Linked DNA regions of Homo sapiens: all the other regions are linked to region 1. A link is a contact called in ENCODE Hi-C or POLR2A ChIA-PET data. All regions are on one chromosome and are shown on one strand. Each heading gives the region's core, a stretch centred on a gene start or an enhancer-like site at or near the end of the contact. The rest is flanking DNA. Distances are from core to core; before and after follow the strand shown.

The links. Hi-C counts contacts between places; a loop is a spot of excess contacts on that map. ChIA-PET counts read pairs that join two places held with the same protein, here RNA polymerase II (POLR2A). Pooled maps may share reads with other maps.
Region 2: a map of naive thymus-derived CD4-positive, alpha-beta T cell shows a loop between it and region 1 (10-fold over the local background). The contact joins the promoter of CMTM6 here to the promoter of UBP1 in region 1. A Hi-C loop is called at or near these places in 1 of 168 maps with a recorded cell type or tissue (naive thymus-derived CD4-positive, alpha-beta T cell), 2 of 37 single-sample maps with no recorded cell type and 13 of 50 pooled maps. POLR2A ChIA-PET finds 5 or more read pairs at or near these places in 2 of 52 experiments (GM12878 and activated CD4-positive, alpha-beta T cell).
Region 3: a map of B cell shows a loop between it and region 1 (25-fold over the local background). The contact joins the promoter of DYNC1LI1 here to the promoter of UBP1 in region 1. A Hi-C loop is called at or near these places in 6 of 168 maps with a recorded cell type or tissue (B cell, CD4-positive, alpha-beta memory T cell, CD8-positive, alpha-beta T cell and 1 more), 6 of 37 single-sample maps with no recorded cell type and 17 of 50 pooled maps. POLR2A ChIA-PET finds 5 or more read pairs at or near these places in 1 of 52 experiments (MCF 10A).

The regions. Positions count from the first base shown.
Region 1 is chr3:33,437,497-33,442,520 of GRCh38, forward strand. It overlaps UBP1 (upstream binding protein 1), which reads right to left and starts at 2,909. Exons shown (of 16, transcript NM_014517.5): 1 at 2,240-2,909. The coding sequence starts at 2,352. RefSeq lists silencers at 1,914-2,148, 2,068-2,117, 2,348-2,667, 2,718-2,827, 2,888-3,047 and 1 more and enhancers at 2,367-2,866, 3,198-3,387, 3,598-3,887.
Region 2 is chr3:32,500,418-32,505,441 of GRCh38, forward strand. CMTM6 (CKLF like MARVEL transmembrane domain containing 6) reads right to left here and starts at 2,435. Exons shown (of 4, transcript NM_017801.3): 1 at 2,191-2,435. The coding sequence starts at 2,328. RefSeq lists silencers at 2,146-2,375, 2,446-2,535.
Region 3 is chr3:32,568,918-32,573,941 of GRCh38, forward strand. DYNC1LI1 (dynein cytoplasmic 1 light intermediate chain 1) reads right to left here and starts at 1,941. Exons shown (of 13, transcript NM_016141.4): 1 at 1,708-1,941; 2 at 1,429-1,502. The coding sequence starts at 1,853. RefSeq lists an enhancer at 1,149-1,934 and silencers at 1,209-1,698, 1,879-2,138.

The DNA of each region.
Region 1 (5,024 bases), core at 1,659-4,158:
AAGAGAAGTCTTTTAAGAAATACCTCTTGTTTTAAGCCATCCAAAAAGCAAATACAGTAAGCATGTTTCATTTTGAAAGAAAAATAGAAAGCTGCCTACAAAATCAATTTGTATCAAGAAGTCATTTTTCCAGTAATTTCTTCAAGTTTACTTCTTGAACTTTGAAAGATAAGCTTTCCTTCCCACTGGATGCCAGAGGAAGTGACTGAATGCTCAAGCTGGCCATTCATAGGCACTCCAACCCTCTCAGGGCTCCAGGGCCAGGCATGGAAAGTACAACTGCAGTCCAGGGAGGCCTGCAGCAGCTAACGCCTTCTTCAGATTTTCTCCTTATCGAGTCAATTTTGGAATTTCCTTAGTTTGAGAATTTCAAACAAAGGGCCTTGAATTTGCAAGAGGCAAGCACTCTCATCTCTTAGTTTTTGAGGACTCAATTAAATACGAAAAAAAAACCTTCTTAAAAATGGTAATTACCTTCAAACTTCTTTGAAAATTTAGATTAAATGACACAACCAAAAAAGAATTCAAGGGAAAATTATCCCTGTAAAGAGTACTGTAGGTTACACAGAATTACAAAGATCTCACACATTACTTTAAAAATACATGGTCAGGGAAAGGTTTAAAATCATCAAGATTGTACTTCCTTTTCATGGAAATAAACCATACACAGAAGTTATTACATTAATAAGTTGGCTGAATCACTAAATCAAAGTACAGGTCAAATAAAACCCTAGAAAAAAGTAAAAGCTCAAAATAGCTATCAATAAGTAAACTTTTCAGCAGCAAACTTTCATTTTACCATAAAAGAGAAGCAACTGAGGAGAGACACATATTGAACTTGCTTCACGTGCCTCCTTTGCCTTGACTATAAGCCTCGTGTTTCCAGTAGAGAGCTAAGGAGCAGAATGGCACTAGAGGAGTGCGTTTTCACTAGAGAAGCACTGCCTCTAATACTCCCCTCTGGGGTGACTCCATGACTTTCAGTAGCTCAATTTCCTCAACAACTGAAACAGCTGTTTTAGAAAATAAGCCAACTCATCTACAGGCCTTAAGTTATACAACTGCAGAGAGAAGAGGTGCCAAGTTCAGGAAGCCCAACAGAGACCAAATCAGAGCCAGACGCTGGGGAACTCCAGGTTTAATATGCCTTCCACTACTCACTTCCACACTCCAAGAAATGTCTCCAACCTTTCTGAGAGTTCTTTATGGCTCAGAATTTCTCCTTAAGATTTAAAGACCCAATTACTTCAAGGAGCAGCCACCAAGATTCCAGGCCAGCTTTAACCCAGAAGTCCTCCTCTAGAGCTGCAGTAAGATGTATGAATGCTACTGGGAAACTGTAGAGCACTTCCAAAACATCAGACATTTTCTAAAGAACAGAAAGCTACACTTAATTCACATTATTGAAAAGCTGCCAAACCACTGATTTTTAGACTTTATTAGTCAAGTCAACGCTATGGTAAACTATATTTCAATAAAGCCACTAAAAAAATACAGAGTTTCCAAATTCCTAACAGTTAAAAAGGATAAAGGGCGGAGACTAAGCTCAGATCTGTTTCAATCTCTCCATATTAAAATGAATGACTGCTGGTACAGACAGCAGAGACTAAACAATTATTTGTGGTGCAATCACTGCATCTTAAAACCCTCAAGAGGAAACAGCCTGAGAGGGTAGTCTCCAAAATGAGAAACTTCACTTTGAGACAATCAAAAGAACAAAACGAAGTCACAGTGCTACTCCCACCGCTGCTCTTTCAATTATAATTTACTAACATCAAGTGATTAAAATCTGCAGCCAGAAAAGATCATAATGTAGGACAACAAAGTAGGAACTGATCCCAAAACGCTAGACAGTATTCTCCCAATATAAGTGCTGCCTTTTCGTACAGTGTATTCTAGCTCCAATGGGACTTGTAAATCACTTATAAGGAAAAGAAGCCCCTTCCCCCACCAACCCAAGCCATCCTAATAGCTGGGCGTGTTTTACAGCAAATATGAAGCACTCAGGAGCGGTCCGAGGCCGACGCTTGCGGGGCCATCCTCCCCCACCCGCCCGTCACCAGGGCGAGCAGAGGCCTTTGGGGTTCCATGGCCCCCGACCGCCACGCGGCAGGACTCCGACCCCGCAGCCCAGGAGGCCCGCGCACCTCTGGGAGCAGCCGCATCTGGCAGAGACTCAGGGCTGCGCAGGCCTTCCCCAAGGAGACAGAGGCTTCTCCCCGCCCAGGGAGCCCAGTACCTCATGCTGTAAGCGCCGGCGCCCAGTTCCTGCCCGATGCCCGAGAGGCTGGCGTCGAAGTCGTGCACCAGCCCGGACTCGATCACCTCGTCCATCTTGAGCACCCAGGCCATCTTCCGGCCTCGCCGTCGCCCCGCACACCGCGGCCTCCGCGTCCAGGGCGAAGGAGCCGGAGCTCCGCTGGCGCGTCCTGGGGGAGGGCGCGGGTGAAGCCTCCGGAGGGGCGGCGAGTGGTCACCAGCGGCGGCCGGGACGAGAGCTGCGGGGGCCCCACTGGCAGGGCACGACGAGCCCAGCGAGCAATTGCAGCGGGAGCGGCCGGGCCGCCGGCAGCGCCACCCTCCCGCGGACACCGGCCCTGCGCCTCATGCCGGCGCCGCCGCCCAGCCCCCGCGCCGCTAGCGCTGCAGCCGCCGCCGACCGCCCCGCCCGGGGCCCCCCGGTCGCATCCTCCTCCGGGACCGCTGGGAGGCTGGACCTCGGGCCGCTCCGAGGACCACACGGGGGCAAGCCCTCCGCCCGCCCGTCACCCGCCCCCAAGCCTTGACTCCTTGCCCCCGGCCCGCCCAGGCTCTAGCGCCACACCGCCCCGGCCAACCCCGCCGACGCCGCTCTGCCGGCCGGACGCTGGCTTCAACGCGACTCCGACTTAGGTTCACGCGCCGCTTCCGCCTCCCCCGGCCCCGCCCCGACCCCGCCCCGGCGTTCGCCCCACGCCTCGGCCCTCCCCGTACAGCCCCGCGCTTAGGGCCACTCCCCGCGCCTCGCGGCCCAGGAACTGTCCAGAGAGTGCAATGCGGCCCCGCCCACGCGGCTGTTCCCAGCCGGGGTGGCCTCGCTGCGTCCCCGCACAGCAGCCCAGGAAGAGGCGGTGCCAAAAGGGCTGCCAGTTTCCGCCCCTTCTAGCGAGCGAGATGATTGACAGGCCAACTGAGCAATACCTGCAAGGGCTTGGACGAAGCTCCCGTGAGTCTCTGTGTCCCCCGACTAAACAACCAATCAAAATGTTCTTCACCTTGGGCGGGCTCGAAGACGGAATTTGTTGCCAAAAGAAAGAGTTCATTGGACTGCATGGTAGAAAGCGACCCAAAACGCCACTTCCGGAGGTGATTTGCTCCTCTGTGGTATTTCCCGGTCGTCTCTGCTTTATGCCCTCTCTACCGAGGGAGTGAGCGGTTTGCACCCCATCTGGTGACAGAAAAGCCAGTTGTGCAGAAAACCTTGATTGGCGTGAGAATAAGCCAATCAACGCTCCTGAGAAAGAGCTCTGGAAAGACTTCCCCTATTGGTTGCATTGCCGAGAGCAGCTTGGCTATCCTGAGTTGAACTAGCTGTTGGTCATCCTAAGGGCAGGCGGTCTCCTGAAGTTGGACCGAACCATTAGGACGTGCCACAGTAACAGCTACGCTGCTCAGAAGGCCCGAAGGGTCTTCCTCAGCGACCTAGCGTGGGCACGCGCCACTGCGGCCAAAAGACAGAAATCTTTTTACCGGAAGAGATGAAATAGAAAGCAGGAGCCAGAGGCTGACTTACAGAGCCAGTGTGCGGATCAGAGTTCCTTAGGAGCGGCTGCTGGCGCTTGACGGGCGGAATCCTTGCTGAAGAGAACGTCAAGGCCCGGGCTTCGCCCTGCATCGAACTTACTGCCTAAGAATAAGACCCAAATGCTGAGCGCCCCGCCCCAACTTGCCAGTTTAAGTGCAAAAATACATAGATTAAAATGTCAGCCTAATAAAGCAGTGGCACTGAGCCAGAAAAAAATAGTCTCAACGCCTGTGTGATTTAGATACTAACTTACAGGCTCACGCCTGTAATCCCAGCACTTCGGGAGGCCGAGGCGGGTGAATTAGTTGAGGTCAGGAGACCATCCCGGCCAACATGGTGAAACCCCGTCTCTACCAAAAATAACAAAAATTAGCTGGATGTGGTGGCGCGCCCATGTAATCCCAGCTACTCAGGAGGCTGAGGCGGGAGTAAGGCTTGAACCCGGGAGAAGACAGAGCAACACTCGGTCTCCAAAAAAAAAAACCACAAATTAACTTGGAGAATGTTTTTCTCTTTACACAACATTTTTGCAAACATTTCATTTGATAAAGCCATACTTTAGAGATGAGGTAATTCAGGTGAAAATGTGTAAAGATTACACAGTGCAAGGTCACACAGTAAGCAGGTAAACCGGGGCTATTTGACTAATCCAGATTTCTCTGATTCCAGGCGAAAACATTAGATTGGCCATCAGTTCAGGAAGCTCCATTCCACTATTACAAATAAATCTGCACAAACAATTGGATAGTCAAGGGAAACATTGGTCTCATTGGGGGTCTCAGATATGTCTTCATTCCATGATCTCACCTCACTTGCATAACCTAGTCTATAACCAGATTAGCCAGGCCTACTATTAGTTGTTGGAAAATTTGGAGAAATGGAATTGGGGGAAGATAATTCTCTGGTTTTTGGAGAGAGTGTAAAAGTACAAGCTACCATCAATTTTTCAATCAGGCTGTGCCCTAAGGAAGTACTGGGTCAAATATTTAGAAATTGAGCCTCAGGCTGGGCAGTGTCTCAGGCCTATGATCCCAGCGCTTTGGGAGACCAAGACTTAAAGCTTGGGAGGATGGCTTAAGGCCAGCAATTGGGAGACTAGCCTGGGCAACATGGCAAGATCCCGCTTCTACAAGAAAAAAAAAATTAGTTGAGCATGATGGCACGCTCCTGTAGTCCTAGCTACTTGAGAGAGACTGAGGCAGGAGGATCACTTGAGCCTGGGAGTTTGAGGCTACAGTAA
Region 2 (5,024 bases), core at 1,185-3,684, 940 kb before region 1:
AACAAAGGAACAAAAAGACAACCATCAAAGTGAAAGGCAGTAATGAAAAAGTACTTTTAAATCTCCACATTAAAGAAAGCATTCCTGTAACATGACAATTTCCCCATAAACAAATAAATGGATTTCATAAAGAGATATTAGTTTTTATTTTTTCTCCATTTCTTCTTATGAATGATGGAGAACTAATAATAGTCTAACGATCTTTTAAGGCAAATTCATCTTCTCTGTGTCCAAGTATAACATTTACCACAAAAATTTCTGGTTGTGTTCCATGTTTTCTTCTATAACAGCAATAAGGAAGGAAACTGGTTATGTTCTATTCCAAAGATACGAAACTACAGTTTACTAAACTATAAGAAGGTAATCAGAAAATTTACTTTAGCTTTGCCACTTTTTATTAGAAAGAAAATAATAAAGGCAACTGAAAACAGGAGATTTTGTGGGCAGCAAACCAATACAGATGATTTTTTTCGAGCAGCAAGAATGCTTCAGATGGGCTGGGCGCAGTGGCTTACGCCTGTAATCCCAGCACTTTGGGAGGCCCGGAGGGCGAAAATCACCTGAAGTCAGGAGTTTGAGACCAGGCTGGTCAACACGGCGAAACCCCGTCTCTACCAAAAAAAAAAAAAAAAATCAGCCGGGCATGGAGGTGCGTGCCTGTAGTCCCAACTACTCGGCACGAGAATTGCCTGAACCCGGGAGGCGGAGGTTTCAGTGAGCCGAGATTGCGCCACTGCCCCCAGCCTTGGCGATAGAGCAAGACTCGGTCTCAAAAAAAAAAAAAAAAAAAGCTTCAGATGAATATTCTTTTCTGTTCTAAAGAGTTCTACTATTCACGTAGAAAATTTTAGCTTTACTGCAGAGAAATACAGCTAATACCTAAAAATCATCATGTGACAGCTGACAAGAGAAGAGAAGGAAGAAGGAAGAAGGTAGAAGGAACAGCTTATGCAAAGGAACAGTGGCAGGAAAGAGCCCCTGATGCCTCGTAATAAATTAAAGGTGGCCAGTGTGGAACCACCTAGAGGGAGACTGGGAGAAAGATAAGGCCAGATCCTACTGGGTTCCATAGGCCACATTATCACTTGCTTTCAAATGATTTCCCAGTCATCAGCAGATGTGATCATTTTGATCGCTAAACAGCAGTGCCGATTTTCCGACTTCTGTTTTTCTATTCAATAAAAGTAGGTCACTAGAGTTCTAAGAATTTAACTTCGGGTCATTTGAGTTGTAAGAATTTAAGTTCTTTCCAAGGAAACCAATGAGCTAATTTTTACTTAGAATGGTTAAAAAACAAAACAAAGTAAGACAAAACTCATAAACATCATAAGCATTCGGATTTTTCCTAAACTGGTTCTATTGCAGAAATAGAACCTAAACTGTTTCTATTTTTCCTAAACTGGTTCAACCATCAGTGGTTGGAACAGTACATAGGAGCCAACACGACTGTAAAGTGAATAATTTAAATCTCAAAGATGCTTTGATGTTTTCACGAACAGGTTTATGGTACTTCAACTGCTTAAAATAAACTCAATAAAATGGAAAGATGCATACCATGTCCTAGTTCAGCTATCCGCACATACTTACAAAAAGCTGTCCTTTTGACTTTCCACTTAGAACCCATATTGCTCAATTTTGAAATAATTCTTTTCCAGTCAATATAAAACTTTTAGAAGACAATTTACCGGACACACATACACACACATCTCAATGCCACGCGTGGTATCGCAGGACTTTGTCCAGCAAGTTAAACTGCCCCCATGGGCTCGCAGCAGGAAAACCGCAAGAGCCAGAGAAAGATAAACAGCGCTTCACAGTCTAAATACAGGCACTGTGGGCGATAATGCAGGGTAGCAGCAGAGAGAAGAGAGGAAAGTCGCCATAGAGGATGAGTGAAAGATGTTGAAGTGGCTGACTTGGGTCTCCGACGCATTTCCTGAGCCCGCCTAACAGGCTGGGTGGCCCCAGTTCGTGGGATCCCGATGGGGAGAGCCTTGGGACTGAGGGGCCGCCCGGCGGAAGGGCGGAGGGTAACGCCCCCTTCCCCAGGCTGAGAGGGAAGGAACTAGAGGTGTGGAAACCTCCTTTTACTGAACAACCAAGCTGAAACGAAGGAGCTCGGCGGCCTCCCAAGCCCGGGCCAGACCCCGCTCCCCAGCCCGGGCTCGCCCTCCCTGACCGCGGACTCACCAGCTGCAAGCCCTTGAGAACGCGCCGGAGCAATGGGAGCCGGCCCATGAAAAAGTAGGCAGCGAGGCCGCTCCGGGGGCCTCTGGCGGGGCCCGGGTCCTCCTCCGTAGTGGGGCTGTACACCGCTCCGTTCTCCATCGCCTCGGGCCGGGGAGCGCGGCGGCCGCAGCAACCGCGCCGTTGACTTCTCGGACTCCAGAAGTCCCCGGTAGCCGGGAGGCGGCCGTCACTTCCTGGGCCTTCTCCCCGGCTTCCGCCTGACTCCGCCCCTTCCCGCCCCCGCCCTTGGCCCGCCCCGCCCCCTCTCAGCAAATTTGCTTGTTAGCTGTTGGGATTCTTCCGACTTTCATCCAAGAATTGAGTTCTTTCTGTGAGCCTTTGATGGATTTCTCACCTCCCTCCATCTTTCATCCTCCTGACATTCATTCACTTAGTATTTTTGCGTACTTTCGGTGTGCAGTGAACCCCGTTCTAGGTACTTGGGTGACAGCCAAGTACTACCCAAAATCACAGGATCCCTAGTAACAGAGACAGACAATAAACAAGAAAACAGATGGATAGCAATTTCAGATAGTGATAAGTGACGTGAAAATATGATACGAAAATAATGGATTCAGCATTTCTGGTGGCTTGATAAATTTATTAAAAAAAAAAAGAAGATGGAGGAGGAGGAGAAGAGGAAGGAGAAGGAAAAAAGGATGGAGAATTGGGTGCTCTACTTAAATGGCCACTACTAAACTGAGTGGTCAGGAAAGGCCTCTCTGAGGACCATGATCTTTGAATTGAATGAGACTCAAAGTGTGAGAAGCCAGGCTTGTAAAGTTCTGGGGAGAGCCTTTCACGAAAGTGCAAATGTCCCGAGGACCAAATGAGTTTGACTCAATCTGAAGCCCAAAGGCCTGTGTCGCTAGGAATAAGTACGGGAGGAAAGGAGATGTTGGAGATGTAGGCAAAGGCCAGATAATGTGGAGGCCTTGCAGACCAAGGGAAGAATTCGTATTTCATTTGAAGTACAATGAGTTGTCTGTAAGGACTTTCAGAATCGCTCCCTCCCGCGTCTCCCGAAATTCCATTTAGGCTCACTTTTCAAAATCATTTCCTTTTTCTCTTTCTTGGTCACCAACTGCTACAGTCACATATGTTAATTTTGTGTGAACTTGTCAAGGAATGTAATTATATTTTAGCAACTGAAGTTGATTGAGTTACAGGATGTTCACAACAATATAAAGTAGGTTCGACAGTATAAAGTCGGTTACATTCATTTTCAAATGAGAAAACTGAGGCCAAGAGGCTGAAATCATATCCAAGGTCAAACAGCCAGGAGCAGCTGGAATGCAGGCCTAAGCAGTCTGACTCGAAACCTTGCTGCTAAACGCTAACCCAGAAAACGTCAGCTTCTAACTCATCTCTCCATTGGAGTCTCAAAACCCATGGAAGAGAGAAGGGGTTTCTGCTGCCATCAGCTGCTACATCTTCTCCGTGGCCCCAAACCTCCCTTTCTTCTTCCAGTAACAAACAAAAGCTCCCATTCAAATGAATAGAGACAAGTAGATACTGCCCTGCAGGGGCCACCTACAACCAGCCAGAACTACCCTTCTGTCTCTGATTACATGCACTCTGAATGTCCTCCCAAGGCCAAGATGCCACCAATTCTGTCCAACAAGGAAGGCCACTGTATTTTCACCAGGGCTACAAGGATTCATTGCCCCATTATTCTTCAAGTCACTATCATCCCAAATTAGACACTACTGATGTCTAAAAGTTCCTTTGAAATTCATCCAAAATTAAGATGAGTTGATGACTAGAGAGATGGATAAAAGATTTGTGATAGGCCAGGCGCAGTGGCTCACGCCTGTAATTCCAGCACTTCGGGAGGCCGAGGCAGGTGGATCACCTGAAGTCAGGGGTTCGAAACCAGACTGACCAACATGGTGAAACCCCGTCTCTACTAAAAATACAAAAATTAGCCGGGCGTGGTGGCGTGTGCCTGTAATCCCAGCTACTCGGGAGGCTGAGGCAGGAGAATCGCTCAAACCCGGGAGGTGGAGGTGGCAGTGAGCTGAGATCGCGCTACGGCACTCCGGTCTGGGCAACAGAGTGAGACTCCGTCTCAAAAAAAAAAAAAAGCAGGCCGGTCGCGGTAGCTCACGCCTGTAATCCCAACACTCTGGGAGGCCGAGGGGGACGGATCACGAGGTCAGGAAATCAAGACCATCCTGGCTAACACGGTGAAACTCCATCTCTACTAAAAATACAAAAAATTAGCCGGGCGTGGTGGCGGGCGCCTGTAGTCCCAGCTACTCGGGAGGCTGAGGCAGGAGAATGGCGTGAACCTGGGAGGCGGAGCTTGCAGTGAGCCGAGATCACACCATTGCACTCCAGCCTGGGCGACAGACCGAGACTCCGTCTCAAAAAAAAAAATCATTGTTAAAAAAACAACAACAACAAGGATCTCTAATAAAGCAACTGCAGTAACATATTAATGGTAATATTTAGGTGAAGTATACGGGTGTCCACTGTACAATTATTTCAGCATTTCTGTATGTTTGAACATTTTCAAAATAAAGTATTGGGAGGAAGTTACAAAGAAACAAGGATACTTTGAGACAAGAGAGAAGATGAACAGACTTCGTCAACCCTCTTGGTTTGTTTAGGGCACACTTATGCAATTCTCTAGGGGTCTCTGCTTCTCTTTGCATTTTTAGAAGAAGACACAAATTTAGCCTGTGATTCATAAACTCCAACATGGCGAAGAATCATCTGTGAGATTAATTAAAAAGGAAGATTCTTGGAGATCTAGCCCCAAAGATTCTGAATGTAGATGGGGCTTGGGA
Region 3 (5,024 bases), core at 691-3,190, 870 kb before region 1:
TTTGCTTTTGGATCCTAATTTATTTTTGCCCTATGAATATCACTTATGTAGGCACTAATTCAATTTTTTAAAAAGTTCTGATCACAAATATTTTCTAATGCAGTTTAAGATAAATCCATGACAAAGTATCACTTGCAAATATTACCACGATACAAACATTAACTCATTTGATTCCCGCCACAACCCTAGAGGCAAGTATTATTATTTCTATAACAACCATTTTAAAGATGAAGAAACTGAGGTTTATAGATGTCAAGCAACTTGCTTAAGATCCTAGGGCTTATATGTGATAGGGCAGTGACTCAATCCAGGCTAATCTTCAGTAGGTGCTTTCAACCACATTAAAAACAAGGGTAAAAACTAATTTTTCAACTAGCTCCATGTAGCTTTAAAGAATATCAATAATCATATATTCTTGCTTGGCAGCAGTCTATTAAAAAAGTAATTTTTTCTATGTAAACATTCATATTTAACCACGCAGCCTATCAAGTAGTATTTGACTTCTTGTTTCCTGTTTTTAGATGGATATAACCAAAACAACAACAACAACAACAAAAAACTCTGGTATTGAGCCGACACCAAATACCAAAGTTTTTAAATTTAATCATCGTATAAGCCAAACTTCAGTTATCTCGCATGTAAAGAGCTATATAGAGAAATTTCTCCTATAAATGATTCAGGAGCTAAGCCTAGAAAAATGCGAATCTGCGAACTATTCTCCCTCAGTCCTCTATCCCCACCCCCAGAGTCACTAAAGAAACAGAATACACAACTTCCAGAGAGCCGAGGAGATACAGAACAATCAGGAGAACTGACACTGGACCGTTTCTCCTTATTACATCCATTTGGCTGAAAAGACTTAACTAGAAAGTTGTGTTCTACTGCCCTTTACAAATTTCAGAATTATATGTGACAGTTAAGGTAGCTGCAACACGAGCACATTGTACCAGAGAACGCTGAATCAAGAACATTTATCGCCAGGTCTTAGTTCTAGCTTCTGTCAATTATACAAAGAGTCAGCTATTAAATATTAATGGCATGCCATTTGCGCTGCAGCTCTCGCAAAGAGCCTCCTGCTACCAATTTTTGTGATGAAAGAAAACCTGTCATTTTCTAGATAAACCCCAGGCCACGAGAATCCCTCAGATGAGCGATCGAATTCTGTCCTTCCCAGGGGAAGCTGTCAGGGCCACCCCCATATACCGGGGAGGAGGAGGAGGAACCTGAGGGAGGGCGGGTCCCCGCAGGTCCTGGGTCAAGGGTCTCGTGTTCCCCTTCTCTCCCAGCCATCCGCGACAGGTCGGGAGGCGAGGCGGGGCGGGGCTGGGCCGGCTGTCCGCACAAAGAGAGCCAGCGAGCTAGCCCGCGGACCAGGTACCCCGGGCCGCTGGGGGCCGGGCGGGGCGGGGCGAGGCAGGGAACACTTACCCAGCAGTAGCACGTTCTTCCCCGCAGGGAGCTTGGAGCGCGAGCGGGTGGAGACCTCGCTGAGGATGCAGGACCTAACGGGAAGCAAGGCGTACGGTGAGGCCGGAGGCCGGAGCCGCAGCGCGGGAGGGACGGACCCGGCCTCGGCGCGCCGGGGATGGGGCTGCCGGGAACGCAGTGGCCGGGCCCGGCGCCGAGCTCCAGCGGGCACGGGATCCCGAGGCGTCCGCGCAAGGCCGGGGGAGCCAGCGGGGGCTGAGGGAGAGGTGGAGTCGTTACCAAAGGTTCTGCCCGTCCTCGTCGTCGCCTGCCGCGGCGCCACCGTTGCCCGACGCTATCTCGTTGCCCAAGGGGCCGCCAGTGTAAGTCGAGGATAATCCCGGCGGAGAAGAACCGAAGGAGCCGACTCGCCCCACGGCCGCCATCTTGGTCGGGAATCACACCACTCCCGGCAAGACTAAATGTGCGAGGCGGCTGAGGCGGTGGCGGTGGAGGCGGCGGGAACCCGGATATGGGGCGTTCAGCGCACGGGAGCGGGGCGGGGCCTGCGGGGGCGGGGCCCCGGGCCGGGCCAGGACTGATGGAGCGAGCGAGAACGGACTGCGCGTGCGTGGCTGCCTGGCCGGCGCTGAGGGGCTGAGCGTACGCGGGCGGCGGGGTGGGCCGCTATGCTGCAACTGAAGCCCAGTGATCTGACAGTATGGAAGTGCTTTCCTTCCGCTCATCCGCGGCCCTGGGCTGCGGCAGGGGGGTTGGGTGTGTCAGGTGAAAAGTGCTCCCTCCCACCCTTCAGACAGGTCCCCAAACCCTGCGGCCTGCGCGGAATTCCTGCATTGTCATTGCCGGCCCACCCACTGTTCAGGCTGAGAGCGGTCCCCCGCCCAAACCGGCGCTTCGCCGGCGCCAAGATAGAAATGGGTCGCCCGGCTGGTAAAGAGGCTGCCCTGCAACCCTGGGCTGGAGTATTGCTGTGGTCCTGGATTTCTGGACTTTATTTGCGTTCTCAAGTGGCGAAGTGTTCCTCAACCTGGACCCACATCAGAAGCAGGTTCTCCGAGCCCCTAAGCAGCGGCGTGACAAAGTAATTGTTTACCCTGGAAATAGACTGTTATTTTTTAAAAATTATTGTCAGGGCTTGCTTTAATGTTCTTAATGTTTTTGTATGAGATCCTCCATGTGAGATTTGAAAAGATCCACTATGCGGGTCATCTAACCGGTCACTAGACATTGATTCCACACTTACTACGTCGAGCACAGTTGACACTGGGAATACATGGATGGACTTATACTAGCCCTAAAATAACTCCTTTTCTATTAGAACTTTACTAGGTAAAGGTATTTGAATGTCTGAACTCCATGTTTAGAAGGAGTCATTGGTTTTAAGGCTCTGTCCTAGTACACCTGTAAGAGCATTTGCTTAAAATTGCCTGGCCTTTGTATGTTATCTCTGTCACTTCATATTTGAAAATCACTTGCTAGAATATGGCCTGATCAATGCTGTTATGCTAGTGAGAAAATCCACAACTAAAGACTATTTGCTATATATTAGCATTACGGTTAGAAGTCTGGAAGCCTTTGGAGGCTGGCAAATCTGAGTTCAGGTCTAGCTCTTCGAGTTTACTGGCTGTGTAACCTTAGGCAATTTACTTAACCTCCGTGAGTCTCAGTTTCCTTATCTGTCAAATGAGGATAAAAGAACTTAGAGTTGTTATTGAGATTAAACGGGATGATTCATGTAAAATGGCTTAGAATAACGACTGGCAAATCTTAAGCGCTTACCACATGTTAATTGTTATCAATGACTTTCTTTACCTTTCACACCATTAATATCTGACCAACCTCTAGAAGTGATGGGCCTAAAGAACTCTTGGAGCTAAAATTCTTTGTCACCTGTAATGCCAGCGCTTTGGGAGGCCAAGGCAGGCAGATTGCTTAAGCCCAGGAGTTCTTGACCAGCCTGGGCAACATGGCGAAACCCCGGCTCTACAAAAAATTAGCCAAGCGTGGTGGTGTGTGCCTATAGTCCCAGCTATTTAGGAGGCTGAGGTGGGAGGATCACCTGAGTCCAGGAGGTCGAGGCTGCAGTGAACTGTGATCATGCCACTGCAATCCAGCCTGGATGACAGAGCAAGACCCTGTCACTAAATAAATAAATAAATAAATAAAATAAAACTTTTGATTTTGTTGTTTATATACTTAAGAAAGGAACCAGAACCCTCCCCAGTAGTCCTACACTTTCTGTGGCACAAAGCAGGATGGAGACCCCCAGGAGAAGCTGAGTCTTTATGTTACTGTTCTAAAGGAGAGCTGTATACTGCTCTTGGCCCCTCTGAAAGCCATTTTACTCTGTACTTTATTCTTTCAGTCATCTTCCTCAGAGCATTTTCCCCTCAATTTTGTTGTCAGTTCCATATCATATTTGCTTAGTCTGAGAAGTGTTTACTTTTATAATAGTGTCAGGCTTCAACACCTCATGACTTCCAGATGCTCAACTACCCACCTAAATTGAGGTCAAAGTTGTATTCCTTGTGGTTTTATAATATCCCTATCCAGCATTCTTCCATTAAGGTGGCTGACAAAAGTGGTCATTTATGAATGCCTACTATGTGCCAGGCACTCTGTGTGTTGTATTTGCAATCCTCATACTTTGTAAGGGTCAGCAAAATTAAGTAACCTACCCCAGGTCACACAGATCAGAAGTTTATAGATAAGCTGAGATTTTTTACTGTCTAGTCTGTAAAATGACCTAGGCCAAACCATGTTAAAATAAATGTCCTCGTAATTTTAGATGCTATTCTGGTAAATACCTTCTGTGAAAACCTCTACATTACAAAAATAGGGAAGCTATATATTATGAGGAAGTCTATAAAAGGAAATAATTCATCAGTCCCTTGGAATTTTTGTTGCATAAATGCTGTTTTATAATTGACCTGTTTTCTATACTATGATTGCTTTTTCTTTATTGCCCAATGTTTTCTTACATCTAAAATTAATAACCATCTTGTTTTTCTTTTTTCTTTTTTTTTTTTTTTTTTTTGAGACGGAGTCTTGCTCCATCGCCTAGGCTGGAGTGCATTGGTGCGATCTCGGCTCACTGCAACCTCCGCCTTCTGGGTTCAAGCAATTCTCCTGTCTCAGCCTCCCGAGTAGCTGGGACTACAGGTGCCTGCCAACACACCTGGCTAATTTTTGTATTTTTAGTAGAAACGGCGTTTCACCTTGTTGGTCAGCCTAGTCTCAAACTCCTGACCTCAGGTGATCCACCCGCCTTGGCCTCCCAAAGTGCTGGGATTACAGGCGTGAGCCACTGCGCCCGGCCAACCATCTTCTTTTTCATTTGCTTAGATTTCCATGTCTTTAATTCAGTTTCAAATTCCCGTCCCAGCTGTGTAAAACTCCTTGTTAGGTATTTTAACAATTTTACCTTCTTAAAGACACCTTTAAGAACCTTCTAGCCTGCTCCATTCTGAGTTGGTTATTCTGAAACTGAATACACAGCTGTCATCCTGTGATCTTTCACCATTGTTCAGAAGATTCCCTTTGCCTCAATCTTGTGTCTTCTTGTTTTAGTGGAGAACTTCCCCCAATAGTTTTCT